Regions from separate parts of the Homo sapiens genome. Here region 1 is linked to region 2. Evidence: read pairs that join two places in POLR2A ChIA-PET (ENCODE). Cell type or tissue: Panc1. All regions are shown on one strand. Each heading gives the region's core, and the rest is flanking DNA. Links, peaks and the distances in the headings are about the cores only.

Region 1 (7,603 bases), core at 1,086-6,085, 68 kb after region 2:
GGAGAAGATGCTGCCAAGAATCCCTGAGCAAATTAGCAGCTCTTTCTGCTGCCTCAGGTGAAGGTGAATGTGATGGAGAACCACAGGAAGCAGGATGCGGCGGGATTCTGGGAGAGAAAATACAAAGGTGAAGAAAACTTTAGAGGAGAACTAGCTACTGCAGGAAGCCAGTGGCATTGTGGGACTTAGCTATTCTCAAAGCAGGTGGGGTTCAGACTAGAGCAAAAGTGAAGGTAATCTCCTTACCTTACAAGGGCCTGAAAGCTCACTGCCTGGAGATTATAAGCCATCACATGACATTATTCTTCCATCTTTCCTTTGTTCTCATTTCAATACCAAGCATCCATGACATTTTGTGCAGGATGAATGTTAGGAGTCTGCTTCTAAATGAAGTATCTTTTTTTGGAAACAGGGTCTCATTCTGTCACCCAGGCTGGAATGCAGGGGCATAATCATGGCTCCCTGCAGCTTCAACTTTCTAGGATTGCTAGAGCAATCCTCCTTCCTCAGCCTCCCATGCATATGGGACCACAGGTGTATGGCACCACACTCGGATAATTTTTTAATTTTTTGTAGAGATGAGGTCTCACTATGCTGCCCAGCTAGTCTTGAACTCCTGGGCTCAAGCGATCCTCCCTCCTTGTCCTCCCCAAATGCTAAGATTACAGGTGTGAGCCACCACACCTGGTCCCAAATGAAATCTCTTTAATGATTAGACTCCAAATTAGAAGCACAGTTTACAGTGAAAATTCCATTTAAATGGTATACTTAGTATGAACTACGCTGACTGAACTCACAGGCTTGAAATGGATTATAGATTGTCCCTCTTTATGCCCTGGCTAGATAGGTAGTCTGACACTTCCACCCCTGTGAGTGTTTACCTTGCCACAGCCAACAGGCCTGCTCCCTTTCCCCCACAGGCTTGTTAGATTGCTGCTCAGTGTGTATACAGCAATGAACACAATTGAAGCATGACCTTTGTCTTGTCACAAGACTTTGATAATTAGCCAACATTTATCACCAATCCTACTGAACACTTCAAATGATTTCTCCCAGTGTTACCGAATAGCACTTTCATCAGGAGCTGACTATATTTACAATCCTAAATTCAGGAAGGCTGTCCTACTTCAAGCTCCCTTATTAACCCGTTCTGAGACCTCAGGCAAGTTGACTCCTCTCACGAGCTTTATTTTCCTCATCTGTAGAATGGGGTGTAAGGGCCTCTTCTATAATACATTTACTTCACAAGGAAGGTTAGGAGACATGTGAAATACAAGTGTGAATGCGTTTCTGGCACCCTGTATTCCTACGTGGTCAGTGATTGTGTGACTCTGCAGGTCCCATCATATCTGGCTAGCATGATTTAGTCAGATTATCAGTAACACAAACAAGCCATGGCATTTTAGATTTATCGTTCATATCTGTCCTTTGTTAAGAGTTCCATATGAAATTCAGACAGCAAATCTTTTTCAGTCAAAGACAAAGTACATGACATATAAGAGATTTGGGCACTGCCTTGTCAAATGCTTAGAATATGTTCAAACAGAATAGAATACTAGCTAGTCTAGATTTAAAAGGCTGCTTGAATAAAAAAAGTTGATACTGCACTATGTAGATGAAAATACCAACATACTTAGTTTTTGTAACAACCAATAGCTGCTTACAGAAAAAAACAGTGGTTAGTTACTAGAACCTGCTGAAGAAGAGACCAAACTTATACTTTGAGAATACCAGTGCTGGTTAAAGGACATCACTGGTAAAGAACCTTTTGCTTCAGGGAAGATGCTGCAACTCAGGCATTCAATGAAAGTGAGATGCAAATGAAATTTTGGTGCTGTTTGTCATCTAAAATCCAATTACATAGTCCAGGGCCACATAAATATTAAGAAAATTTTTCTGAAGTGTTTGTGTGAAGCAGCAAGTACATGCAGAGATATTAGAAATAAAGTATGTCAGTGAGAGCAGTCTGCTGTTCCCCTTCCCATATATTTTGAAAGCATTTTCTTTCTTTTTTTTTTTTTTTTGAGACAGAGTCTCACTCTGTCGCCCAGGCTGGAGTGCGGTGGCGTGATCTCGGCTCACTGCAAATTCTGCCTCCTGGGTTCACGCCATTCTCCTGCCTCAGCTTCCTGAGTAGCTGGGACTACAGGCGCCCACCACCATGCCTGGCTAAATTTTGTATTTTTAGTAGAGACAGGGTTTCACCATGTTAGCCAGGATGTCTCGATCTCCTGATGTCATGATCCACACACCTTGGCCTCCCAAAGTGCTGGGATTACAGGCGTGAGCCACCGTGCCCGGCCAAAAGCATTTTCTTTAAGCAGTGCACAAAGCTCAAGTGTGTACAGTGGCCTTCAGTGACAGTGTGCCCCAAACCATTAATAAAATCTTCAGTATAGGAGCTGGAGAAGAGAGAACTGTTTACCAGCATAAACAGTTCCTGGTGGAAAAAAGATGACTTTCTTGGTGGCAGCTTTACTACTACTAGCAATATCATACGCTGGCAGAGCTAAGTCAAAGGGAACATCTATTTAGTATTACAAATGTGTGTAGCAGTGGGCTGAGAAATTTTTGTTCTTACACATTAAAAGTCAAACCTGGCCGGGCGCGGTGTCTCACACCTGTAATCCCAGCACTTTGGGAGGCTGAGGCGGGTGGATCATGAGGTCAGGAATTCGAGACCAGCCTGGCCAATATGGTGAAACCCCGTCTCTACTAAAAATACAAAAAAAAAAAAAAAAATTAGCCAGGCATGGTGGTGCATGCCTGTAGTCCCAACTACTTGGGAGGCTGAGGCAGGAGAATCATTTCAACCTGGGAGGCGGAGGCTGCGGTGAGCTGAGATCATGCCACTGGACTCTAGCCTGGGCAACAGAGCGAGACTCCGTCTCAAAAAAAAAAAAAAGTCAAACCTAAAAAATTAACCACCAAAAATTATAAAAATTCTAATAATTGTTTTGCTGGTGTTTCAGATTTATTTCTGTGCCTCAGAAGTTTATCCTAGCACAGTGATATTATTCTTAAAGAATCAGGCTCATATTGATCTTAATATATGGCCATTGAGCATTTGGTTGTCCCTGCAAGGCAGAACTTGATCACATATGATGTGTCTTCAGGAATAAAACCAGAAGTTCTTTGTGAAAGACAGACTAGGCTGCTAGTATATTAGATTGTCCTGACCCCTTGGGGAGCATAAAGAGCTCCCTGTCCATTTCTCTCTCTAATCCTTGTTGGTTCTCCAAAGACTGGAAAGGTATCGAATGGTATGGCAAGGAAACAAGAAAGCACAGGGTCCTCAGGGCCCCTTTCAGGGCCTTTTTTTTTTTTTTTTTTTCCTGAGACAGTCTCGCTCTGTTGCTCAGGCTTGAGTACAATGGCGTGATCTTGGCTTACTGCCACCTCCGCCTCCTGGGTTCGAGCAATTCTCCTGCCTCAGACTCCTGAGTAGCTGGGATTACAGGTGCCTGCCACCATGCCTAGCTAATTTTTTGTATTTTCAGTAGAGATAGGGTTTCACCCTGTTTGCCAGGCTAGTCTTGAACTCCTGACCTCAAGTGATCTGTAGGGCCTCTTTTATTTTCTTGGCTTATCCTTATTTCCTTGAGATAGTCCCTTCTCTTTTCCTCTCCTTCCTTTCCTGAGGGTATAGCAGGCTCTGTTCTTGGAAGCTGTGGGCCTGGAGGCAGGGCCCTCATGAACAAGATTAGCGACCTTTTAAAAAAAAAGACCCCAGAGAGCTGCCTTGCCCCTTCTGCTATGTGAGAACACAGAGAGAAGACAGCTGTCTATGAACCAGGAAGTGGGCCTCACCAGACATTGAATCTACTGGTGCTTTGATCTTAGACTTCCTAACCTCCAGAACTATGAGAAAGTTTGCTGTTTACATGCCACCCAGTCTATGGTATTCTGTTACAGTAGCCTGAATGGACTCAGCACCACCCCAGTGACATGCCCCTATGTGTGGATTCCTAGGAATAAACTGTGAGTAAGGCAGTAGGCCTAGGTCTTGGCTGCATTCTCTATTATAGTTTATCAAAAAATTCTGTATCTTAAGGGTTACTGGTTTCTTGCATAATCGTTGAGGAAACTGATCCTTTGATTATCACTTTGCTATCACCCCTGGAAGGAAGGAGGACACCCCTGGAAGGAAGGAGGACTCTCATCCCAACTTGATTTACCTGAGAAAGAAAACAGGCGGCTATCCACTGTCCTGGCAATGGACTGCAGCTTGACCACGTCCATTGACTGCCCAATGTGCACAGTGCTGGGCATGCTCCCCAGTGTCCCTCTCACAAACTCTGCCACCTCTTGCACGGTGAACATTTGCAGAAGCTCATCAAAGATGGTTGGGAAAGAATTGAGGAGTGCAGCCTGCAGAAGCAAATGAAGCTGTGGTTAGCACAGAGTTAGGGTGTGTGTCTATCTTTCATGCTCAGACAATGATACAAGGTGGTGAGAGGCTGAGAAGGCACTGTAGCATCTCTGCCTTCGGTGGGCTCCTCCCTGGCCACTGACTACAGCACTCAGGCATGGAGCAAGAAAAACCAAAAAGGAAACCAAAACAAGATAATTTACTGGGATCCAGGCAATTGGAGGCTTTCATAACTTGCATATAGCATTTGCTGGCAAGAGAATGGGGTATAAAGAAAAATCTGCTCAATGTGGCTTAAGATCCACAGTTGTTTTTGTTCATAAAATGGATTTAGATTTTTGTTTGTCTCTATGATCAAGTTCTTAACTTTCCAATTTTGGTTCCAAACTCAAGAAAGTATGGCAGAGAGAGCTGAGTTCCTTCAAGCAGCACCAGCTGAACTCTGCTCACAGCCCTGCAGCCAGTGATCCAGTTCTGAGAGCTGTACCATTTCCCCAGAATAGAGATTCTCATTTGCAACCATGAAATATGAAGACTTCATAAATTATTTTCTTCATAAGTGATGCCTGGTAGTCTCAAGAGTAAATTCAAGAGGATGGGAAATGTGTGTATTTAGTTAGCCATAAACTCTTGAGGACTGTTGACGTGGGCTTAGAGTTCAGCCACCTAAACACCCAAGCAAGGGGAGTGGGAGTGTGCATGTTAGGCTTTTCTTCTAGGATGTAAGCTCTGGCAGACCATAAGGTAGTTTCTTGAGAACAATCTGATAATAGAACAGTTCCACAGCCTTTGGGAGGCAGAGCACTATAGGAAAAAGAGAATGGGTTTTGGAATTAGACACGAGTTCAAATCCAAGCTTTACCGCTTACCTGACACACAAACTTTGGCAAGTTACTGCCTAATTCTCTGTTTCCCCATCTATAAAATGGGGATGATGCTATTACTTATGTCTTGATACTGGTATGAGGGAAATTTTTACATAAAGTTTCTAGTAGAGTGCCTGGAACACAATAGGCCTTTGATACATGCTGGTTCTTATTATTTTCTCTTGTCTAAGTGGAAGCAGCATGAAGACTTTTCACTTCTCAGTCCCCTTATGCCATTAACTCAGGATTTACAAAGAGAAATGGAGTGCCATCTTGAGACAAAAAGGTGAGAATGCACCCTTCCCAAATGGCAGGCTGGGGAGGGAAGGCTGTTTTCTTGACTGCTCCATCAGGCAACAGACACTGGCTTAGAGTGAGTGAAAATTTATGCCATGGAAAACAGGCTTGTGCTGTGGTCTTTATTCAGGCCAGGCCCAATTGGAGAACTTATATGAATTCTATCTGCAGATTTATAACTCCCTGGAATATCAAGGAGATTGTTTTGCAGTAATTAGAATCAGAACAAAACATATCATTGGCAGCTTAGATATAAAAGACAAAGCAGTGGTAAAGTAGGTGCTTTATAATCAATAACAAACAGTAACTCATTTGCTCTCTTAAATGGTAAAATATCCTGTACTTAGACACCAGGACAGAAGGACTCTCACACCCTGACATCTTCTAGTGGTCATAATCAAAGATATAAAGTCTAACTGAATAATATACATATATATATTATGTATATATATGCATATATATGTATATTATTATATGTATATTATTATACGTATAAATAAATATATATATATAGAGAGAGAGAGAGAGAGACAGTGAGAGAGAGAGAGAGAGAGAGTTGTGAAACTCAGGAAACATGAGCCTTGCACCAAAGAAGAAGGTCTGATTCTCACACAGGTCTTAGCCGAGACCAGATCTAAGCTATTTATCTTGATGTAGTAGGAGTGTGCCACTCAGTACAGGGCATTATTGTGTTACAAAGTTCCCAGAAAGCATATCTGCATTGCTTTGCTAGCTACCTCTAATCTCTCCATATTTTGGCTGTGGGAGGGGAATCAAAAAGGAAGATGAGCAGCTTAAGGTACTTAGAAGGGGAGATCACAGGTGTCTTTCTTACAGAAGCACCTGGAAGCCTTCAGGTACTCCCTTATAGAGTTCCTTATAGACTCCCTTATAGAGTCCACTCCCTTACAGAGTCAAGGAAGCCTTAAGGTACTCCCAGTTGATCACCTGTCCTCTGGGCTGAGAAACCTATAGGCAACTGGTATCAAGAGGCAACACAGAGGCAAGCGGAAAACAAAAAAGTAGACTATTTTAATCTTAAATGAGGCAGAGTTTAAATATATACTTGGGCTAACAATATACCTGGCAGTGACTGAATGACTGGACATGAGAGAGGCTGTCTGATCTTTGCTGACAGGTTTTGGTGTAATATTTAGCTTCAAAAAGTTGAAGAACTATACACTATTACATAAAAATTCTGACATTCATTTGTAAGGAAAAATATCTCCCTTTTGACTGGGGTAATGAATTCTTGATTTGTTCTAGGGTAAGGCTGTGTGGAAAGGTAACAGATTAGCTGGCCAGGCAGTTTTGTTTGTTTTTGAGACAGAGTTTCACTCTGTTGCCCAGGCTGGAGTGCAGTGGTGCAATCACAGCTCACTGTAGCCTTAACTTCTTGGGCTCAGGTGATTGGTCAGGTAGTTTTAATATAAGAAAGCAAATTTTCTTCCCATACTGATATTTCTAATATTGAATCTAATCTAATCTTTTTTTGAAGTTTTAATTATTTATTATACTTTAAGCTCTGGGATACATGTGCAGAATGTGCAGGTTTGTTACATAAGTATACACGTGCCATGGTGGTGTGCTGCACCCATCAACCCATCATCTACATTAGGTATTTCTCCTAATGCTATCCCTCCCCTAGTCCCCCGACCCCCAACAGGCCCAGGTGTGTAATGTTCCCCTCCCTGTGTCCATGTGTTCTCATTGTTTACCTCCCACTTATGAATGAGAACATGTGGTGTTTGGTTTTCTGTTCCTGTGTTAGTTGACTGAGAATGATGGTTTCCAGCTTCATCCATGTCCCTGCAAAGGACATAAACTCATCCTTTTTTATGGCTGCATAGTATTCCATGGTGTATATGTGCCACATTTTCTTTATCTAGTCTATGACTGATGGGCATTTGGGTTGGTTCCAAATCTTTGCTATTGTCAACAGTGCTGCAATAAACGTATGTGTGTGGCTGGGCGCGGTGGCTCATGCGTGTAATCCCAGCACTTTGGGAGGCTGGGGCAGGTGGATCACCTGAGGTCAGGAGTTCGAGACTAGCCTGGCAAACAGGAT
Region 2 (7,603 bases), core at 923-5,922:
TCACTGGAAGCTACTGTCAGCAGGCAGGGCATCTTTAGCCCTACATGGGGCCATCATCACCTAAATGAGCAGTCCCTATGGGGCAGCTCTTGGGGGTAGTGTCTGGAAGAAAAGCCAGGAGGGGCTTGCCTTGTGAGGCAGGGTGTGCTGGCAGTGTTGAGAGCTAGAAACTCACTACCTGCTCCTCCTTTCTTTCCTTGCCCTTCTCTTGTTGCCAAGGTGGCTTTTCTCTTGGTGCTAAACATCCCTGCCCCACGGGAGCATTTTTTTTTCCCATAGCATCTGGGTTTTGCTTTTCTAGAACCATGGTTTTCTTCTTGAAAACCCGGAATATTTTCAAGAAGGACTGGTTAATCTCACCTAATAGTTTCATCAGGAGCTGAGGCACAGGAACAGACAAGGTAGGCCTTCTGTGTGAGCCTAAGACAGTGGGTCTGATAACTGCCCCTCTGAGGATGAGCTCATGAGGGGGCTCACTGAGTGGTCTCTACTCAGCATAGACTCTGCTCCTCCAGAAATTCAGGGCAAAGGCAGGATTGCAGAAGTGAGGAGATTCCTGAGAAGGTGGCCTATGGAGCCTCCTAGTCCTTCTCTCCTTCTTGTCCATCTACAGTACTCAGGCACACTTTGTGTTTTACTCCCTAGTCCATGTTAAAATTTAATCCTGCTTTTCTATGCATTACTATAATGTGGGATGAATAGGGGACCATCAATGCTCATGCATCCCACGGGTAGACTCAGTCAGATTAGGATAACTCTCCACTCTGTACTCTGTGCCCATGGAAAGAAATGAGAATGAATGCACTAGAAGCACACATGCGTACTCACACCACGCTTATGTCATTCCCTGTGAGCTAGGAGGGCTTGCTGGGCATGAGGGTGAGGGGCAGCTCCAGGTTAGCCAGGTGCCAGGAAAATAGGCCTAAAACTGCATGTGAGGGGCTCTGTGTCAGGCGCTGGATCAGCAAGGACCAGAGGCTTTGGGTCAGCATTGTGGATCAGTTGCATGGGCTGGCTGAGAGCTGAGCATGGGCATCCTTTCTGGGCTAGGTTACATAAGAGTTTCTGCGCTTTTGGAAAGGTTCTTGCTTACCAGTGCATTCTCTGTATGGGGAAATGTTTTCTGAGTGAATATTTTTGACAAACATAGAAGTCCCCCATGTTATGTAAAACTGAAGAATGTTTTCTGATTTATAGACAAAAGCCATTAATGTTTAAATCTTTCTTTTTGATGAAAAAACTCATCTCAAAAACCAATTTCCATTTGAGTTGGGGGCTCAGCTACTACAGTTCCATGAATGACCCTATTTCAGCTTTAAAATGTGCTCAAAGCTTAGTAATGAGAAAATGGCTTCAACAAGTTTTTCCAGCACAAGGGCCCCATCTAACAGTAGGTAGTCAGAGGGCGCCACACAGAGCTCTCCCAGAGATGGGAGGAGAATGGCTGGGAAGTCCCAAGGAAGCCTAAACCAGTGCTGACAATGCTGCCAATCCCATAGAAAGTAGTTTGATGGAAAATAACCCCAATATGAGAGGAGCCCAGGCTGTGCTGTAGAGAAGGGAAATCTAAGAAAAGAACACATACCAGTAAGAGGCAGTTTAGGCCGCCTTTGGCTGTGGTTAAAATCCATTCATTTCTACCACTCATATTTTATATGGCAGCAGATTAGAAAGCCGTATCAGTTCTTTAAGTAAATCCAATAAAAACAAACAGGGTTCCAGAAGCCCCTGCTGTAGAAGCATTCATATTTATAGATATGCAAAGCTAGTATGTAGGGTAGTCTCTAACACCTACAATCTGGATATGGCTTTCAAGCCACAGAATTAGGCTGTTGTCTTTTTCTCCCTCAGAGAAAATCATGCTGCCTCCACATCTTAGGCACATAGATAGGCACCCACCCACTCACCACCCCACACACTACCCCCTGCAGCTGCTGTTAACCCTATGGTGTCAAGATGCCATGCATCACAGCAGAAGCTGAAGGGCTAAAGGGCTTGCCTAATGATGCATACCTTGCCTTTGTTGAAGTAGTGAATGATCTTCCGGCACAGTCCCTCCTTCCGCTGCCACTCTGTCTGCGATGGGTAGTGGAGGAATTCCCGTAGTGGCCGGTCCTCCCACTGCAGCAGCTCACAGTAAAGGAGCAGGGTAAATGCGGCCTCTGTGGGGACAGACAGCATGGAGGTCCAGGGGCTTCCCTTGCTCAGAGGCCCAGGAGCAGCCTGGTGTCAGAGGACTATGCTGGGCAGAATGCCAGCGCAAGTCATGTGCAGCCCAGGTCGGGGACACTGGATACTAAAGATGAAACAGTAGGGCTGCTCAACAAGCCAATAACCCTTGTCCACAGCATGAAGGAGCCAAATATTCTGGTAGACACCTTCCTTCCATGGCCTGGTCACCTGTTCCAGCCTCCAGATTAATAAAGAATGGTTCAGCTACCCAAAAATCTGTGCACAGGCTGCCTTGCTTTGGGAGACATTGACACATCAGAGAGAGCTCTTGGGTTCCTTTTTGCTCAACTGACTACAGCTTCCTTTCCAACCTTCTCAGAACTGGCTCTTAGGGCTCCATTACCAAAGGAACCTAAATTGATACTAGACCCAGAGTGAAGGCCTGGCAACATCTTACTCTATGTGTGGAACAATTAGAGAAGGTTATGTAAAACAACAGCAGTGAAATACCATGGCTCCCTACATTCCAAGGGATGAGTCATACTGAATCACAGCCACGGCTCAGGGGCCTCATTACACAGTTTTCTCTCTGTTCTATTTGTTCATTTTTAGTGGGCATCTCCTACTGGCAAGTTAGTTAGTTCTAGCTTCTGTGCTTCTGCCTGGCTTTCAAGGCCCTACTCAAATCTACTCCCCATGACTATGAAGAATCTCATTTCTAACCATTTATTGACCCACTTCCAGTTTTAGCTAGGCCCACTTGCCTGTGTCCACTCTTTAGGCTCCTCCTCATCCTTGCCTTTTTGCCTGTGCCCTTGCCACTGGAACTTCCTGCCAAGGAATGTACACGCCTCCTCATGGGATCAGGAAGCCTTTTCTCTCTAGGGACAAGCCCTGTGGAACTCAGGGCCTCCCTCTGGAGCTTAGGAAACCATGGAACGTCTTTTTCTTCCTTGCCTATATTCTTTTCAGATGTCATTCCCTGAGCCATCAGAGACAAGGCTTAGCACTCTTTCTCTGTTAAAATCCCTGACCCAGCCTCTCAGTCATGGCCCCGTTTCCTAGGAGTTTAGCAAATGCTTCTACTGATACATAACATTTATCAAAGTCTTTCTCTTCAATGCCCTCTCAGAGGGTTGCTGGGATCATGGGTGCAAGTGGATGCAGAGAATGGTAGACTCAGCCCAGTCATTTTATTTTATTAGTCAGCTGAATTTAAGATTCAAAGCCCAGTCATTTTAGATTTAATTCTTGCCAAGCTATGCTATCAGATAAGATACCATCTATGCCAAACACTCTCTAACGGCTAGAGATAAAGAAGGAGGATTCTCTGTTTCTACAAATCTATCTAATTGCAGTAGCGTTTGCAGACAAGGATAGCTTAAATTTCCTGATCTATCACACAAATTCAAGTCCTATCGCCTAAGAGCTAAGACATAATGGCTGGTCACCACAGTGGAGAAAATGGCTCTTTGGGGGGAACGATGGCATAAGTCAATCAGATAGGACACACATGCATGCACGTAACCCCGATTCAGCGTGGTTCTCAGTAAACAGATGTGACAGCCACTTTGAAATGCTTTAAAATTTGTTCTAGTTAGAAAAGGCCTTGATATTGGATTAAATTGTAGATACAATGAAAGGAGCCCTATCTGGCCTGTCAAGAAGTCAGATGAACATTCTTTATACTCTACACTGAGTGCACAATGTGAGGCTGCTATGCAGTTGCAGGGTCTGAAGAGCCTAGCCTGCAAGGAAGGTCTGCTAGTGAGTTCTGGAAGTTCCAGGGTTAGGGGGATATTCCTTTGTTATAACCTTAGCTCCAGCTTTGAAAGTCCTAAAAAAGGCTCTCTGTTCATAAGGAGTGACAGTGAGCTCAGGATGCTCTGAACCTGGTGCACCAGAATTTGGAGGTCACCCTTGAGACTTCAGAGGGGTGGATAGGAGGGAAGAAGAGTGAAACAGACTCAAGTAGTGGATGACATGGCACAAAGGCACAAGTGGAAGTTCTGCCTGCTTTCTCTCTACCATGTGCCACAAAGGAGTTGAGGGAAATGAGTGAGGTGAGGGGATAGCACAAGCCCCAACATTCTGCTGAGATCTGGCAGGCACCAGCCTGAAGCCTTTCTCTGCCTATTGTACAAATCCCTTCAGTTTGTCCTCATGGTCAGGCATGGCTCTCTCTTCTCCCCACTTACCTGTGTAGTTTTCGGCCTGCAAGTGCATGTCACAAAGCTTATGGATGTAGCGGATATACATTTCTTCCTTGTTAATCTCAGATTTGTAAAAATTCTACAATAAAGAGAAGGAAACACCTGTCAACTACCTGTGGAAGCCATAGCCAAGCTCTGGGCAGCTGGCCATAGCCGTGGGTGTGCTGGGCAGGAGGGGGAGGGCAGGCCCTGGAGGCAGACAGCACCAGAAGGAGAAAGCACCAGCCAGAAGGAACACCTGCTGTGGGTGGAACCACTGGCAGGTCTATGGGAGCCCTGGGTAGTGTTAAGAGGAAAAGCATCAGGGCAGATCAGGAGTCAGGGTTGACTGTGAATTGGGTATGTCAGGGTTAGTGGGTCCTTGCCAAGAGGCCAGGCTAGAGTTCTATCCAAAGAGAAGCTCGTTTCATTCCTTCCCCAAGTAGGAATGTGTTTGGGGGAGTGCAGGCCTCTAAGATACCAGTAACAGAGCTGATGTCCTGATTCAAACCCTTAGGCCTGCAGCCATGTATTGTAGAAGGGCCAAGCCAATCACAGTGCAGGACAGAAACCATTTCAGTAGGCAGAGAGAAGTCAGGGCCCATGTCCTCTCACCATCAGGTTAACAGTGCAGCCTATCTTCTTATTCTCTGTTTCCTCTCCTTTCATGCAGTCCCTGGAAGAGAGAGCACAGATGAGCACCAGATATGAAGTGGGGCCTTGAGACAACACATAGAACTGTACTATCACTGGGGCATTAGTATGACCAAATCCCAGATTGAGATGGCCTCCAACAGGAACTGCTTCCATAGATAAGGACTCTACTGTGAGCTCCTTTAGCTTTGGAACCACTCTCAGGGCTCAAAGATCTCTGTTCAACTGAGCCCCTTATTCTGGTGGCAGAGCACAGAGAGAGCCCAGAGCTACATCAGGGTATTAAGTGGCACCTACCAATGTCCTTGGCACAAAAGGGTATATGAATTAAGTGGAAGGCCAAATCCTCAACTTCCCAAAAAGGGAGGCACAGAATTCTCCTTAAAGGGCAGGTTTCATTTTGTAGGAGTGCTGAATAGAAGCCAAGACCCTCCACTTCAGGGCCCTAGCTTCAGGGCTCTGTACATGTTCACCACCTAGTTGACATTTCTCCCTATGGTTTCCTTCCTGTGTACTAGTGTTTGGAGCCATCTATCACCAGAAGCAGCAGGTCTCGTGCTTAAAGCATCAGCCAGGACTGAGCTGCATTCATACCTAGCAGGGTCTGGGTGTAGGAGGGGTCAGGGATGGCCTGTGAGAGATAGGAAAATAGGAACACTGAGAATGGATCTTTTCCAAGATAGGGAGAGGGTTGGTCAAAGCCAAGCTCCTCTGGAAAGGAGCAGAAGCCTGGCACAAGGAGATGAAGGAGAATGAGAACCAGACTGGTGAATCCAGCAAGACATCTCCTATGCCAGCCAGAGTGCCATCTGCCTGATGTGTCTCCTTCCATAGCAGCCCACACTGCTATGGAGAAGATCTAGTTTCTTGTGCAGCTGTGTATTAGCAGCTCTGGGGAAAAGCTGCAGAAAGGGGTTTATACAGATTTCTAGGGTCAGGTTGGAGAGTGTCTTTGGCTTTGCTCCACTGGCAGGCACAGGGCCCAGTGAAGAGCAGTACAGCTGGGAGTCAGGGTCCCTAGGCCAAGTCACTGAGCCTCTGGATGGTCATTTGACAAACCCAGTTCTCCCCACCTTCCCATCATGCAGAGGAAGAACCTTGGGATGACTTCTTTGAAAGAAAAGGATGTTGAAAATCCATACTCCTCTCATGATATTCTGCAAAGCCAAATGTCCTTCCTGTGGAAGTCTCCTGTCAGAGTTGATAGGTTTGAGAGGTTTGGAACCAAGGCCCTCCTTTCTAGGGGGGTTTGACCTATCAGCACATTCACCACGTAAGATATTTGGTTCCTATGTAGCCAGACATGAGGGTCCTGAACATCCCTCTGCAGAACCTGTCCCTTTAGCGCTAGCAGAGCCAGGAAACTGCTTGACTTTTCGAGGAGTGAGGCTGAGGTCAGATGGCCAAGTTGTTCCAAGCAACCCACACAATGGTAGAAGGCATCTGTCTCCCCAGTAAGTTGGCCCCATGAAGGGCAGTGAGATTTTACCTAGCCACTTTGGCATTTAGTGATTTGTATTTTCTATAAAGCATCTGAAACATTTACCACGGATTAACTTCTATTTGGCCATAACCAGAACTTCATAGCTAAGTCCCTTAAACAGAAAGGAACTGGCCTCAACACTGTGATACCAGGGGCATCCTACACACTTCTGTGCTCTATGACTGCTTCTCCTCTGCACTGCTGACAGCAGACTCTTTTTTTGTGTACCTCTGCATCACTTCTGTGTGGCTACTTCATGGTGGATGCCTTTTAAAGTCTGACTTAGGTGCAGCTGTTGCTTTCCTCTTGCTCTTTCTCTGAAGGGTGAGCAGGGAAGACTCCAGAAAGAGGCTTCTGAAGCATCCGGCTCACCTGAGTAGTGGGCTGGCTGGGGACTACATCAGTGACCAGGAAGCCCTCATTGCAACCTGAGAGGCCTGGGAAAGGAAGGCTTCATAACCCTCAGTTGCCCATTCCAGGTAGAGGTTCCACTCTGAGCCACAAGGGCTTGGCAACTCTAGCTCTGTCCCTGTCTGTTCCAGGCACAAAAAAAAAAACAAAAAAACCCTTCTAGGGCTCTGCTTCCTAACCTGGGAAATATAGTTACTACCAGTGAGAATCTTCATGTCTGACACAGAGTGTCTGAGATTCACACAAAAGTTAAAGACATTGATATAAAAGTTGAAGAGGTATTCCTCTGAGTACCTAAAGTTTTGCCAGTCTAAAATTGAGTCTTACATAACAGGTTCAGGTAATTCTAGAGTACAATCTATTGATTATTTGTTTAATCAATGTATGTATTTTAAAACTTTGAACAATTATTTTTTCCTTTTTGTTTGATGTCCTTCCCTTGAGTCATATCAACAACTATTTTCTTTTTCTTTTCTTTTCTTTTTTTTTTTTTTTGAGACAGGGTCTCATTTTGTCGCCCAAGCTGGAGTTCAGTGGCGCAATCTCAGCTCACTGCATCCTCGACCTCCCCGGCTAAAGTGATTCGCCCACCTCAGCCTCCAAAGTAGCTGGGACCACAGGTGCATGTCACCATGCCTGGCTACTTTTCCAATTTTTCATAGAGATGGGGTTTCGCCATATTGTCCAGGCT

What was found. Peaks named below come from ENCODE experiments on the same cell type or tissue, not always from the same donor. Only the 100,000 strongest peaks of a DNase experiment are listed, where the experiment ranks them.
Region 1: POLR2A ChIA-PET joins it to region 2 with 11 read pairs; 6 of 35 experiments call an interaction of 5 or more read pairs at or near these places.

What each region holds. Positions count from the first base shown.
Region 1 is chr3:51,267,583-51,275,185 of GRCh38, reverse strand. DOCK3 (dedicator of cytokinesis 3) reads right to left here. Exons shown (of 53, transcript NM_004947.5): 24 at 4,179-4,371; 25 at 1-107. Among named protein-coding and RNA genes, the nearest start is that of MANF, 110 kb to the left of the region's middle. In Panc1, for the core only: no CTCF peak of the experiment used is centred there; no DNase peak of the experiment used is centred there.
Region 2 is chr3:51,335,796-51,343,398 of GRCh38, reverse strand. It overlaps DOCK3 (dedicator of cytokinesis 3), which reads right to left. Exons shown (of 53, transcript NM_004947.5): 36 at 4,980-5,040; 37 at 4,371-4,464; 38 at 2,014-2,162. Among named protein-coding and RNA genes, the nearest start is that of MANF, 46 kb to the left of the region's middle. RefSeq lists an enhancer at 2,646-3,530. In Panc1, for the core only: no CTCF peak of the experiment used is centred there; DNase peaks (open chromatin) are centred at 2,698 and 2,918.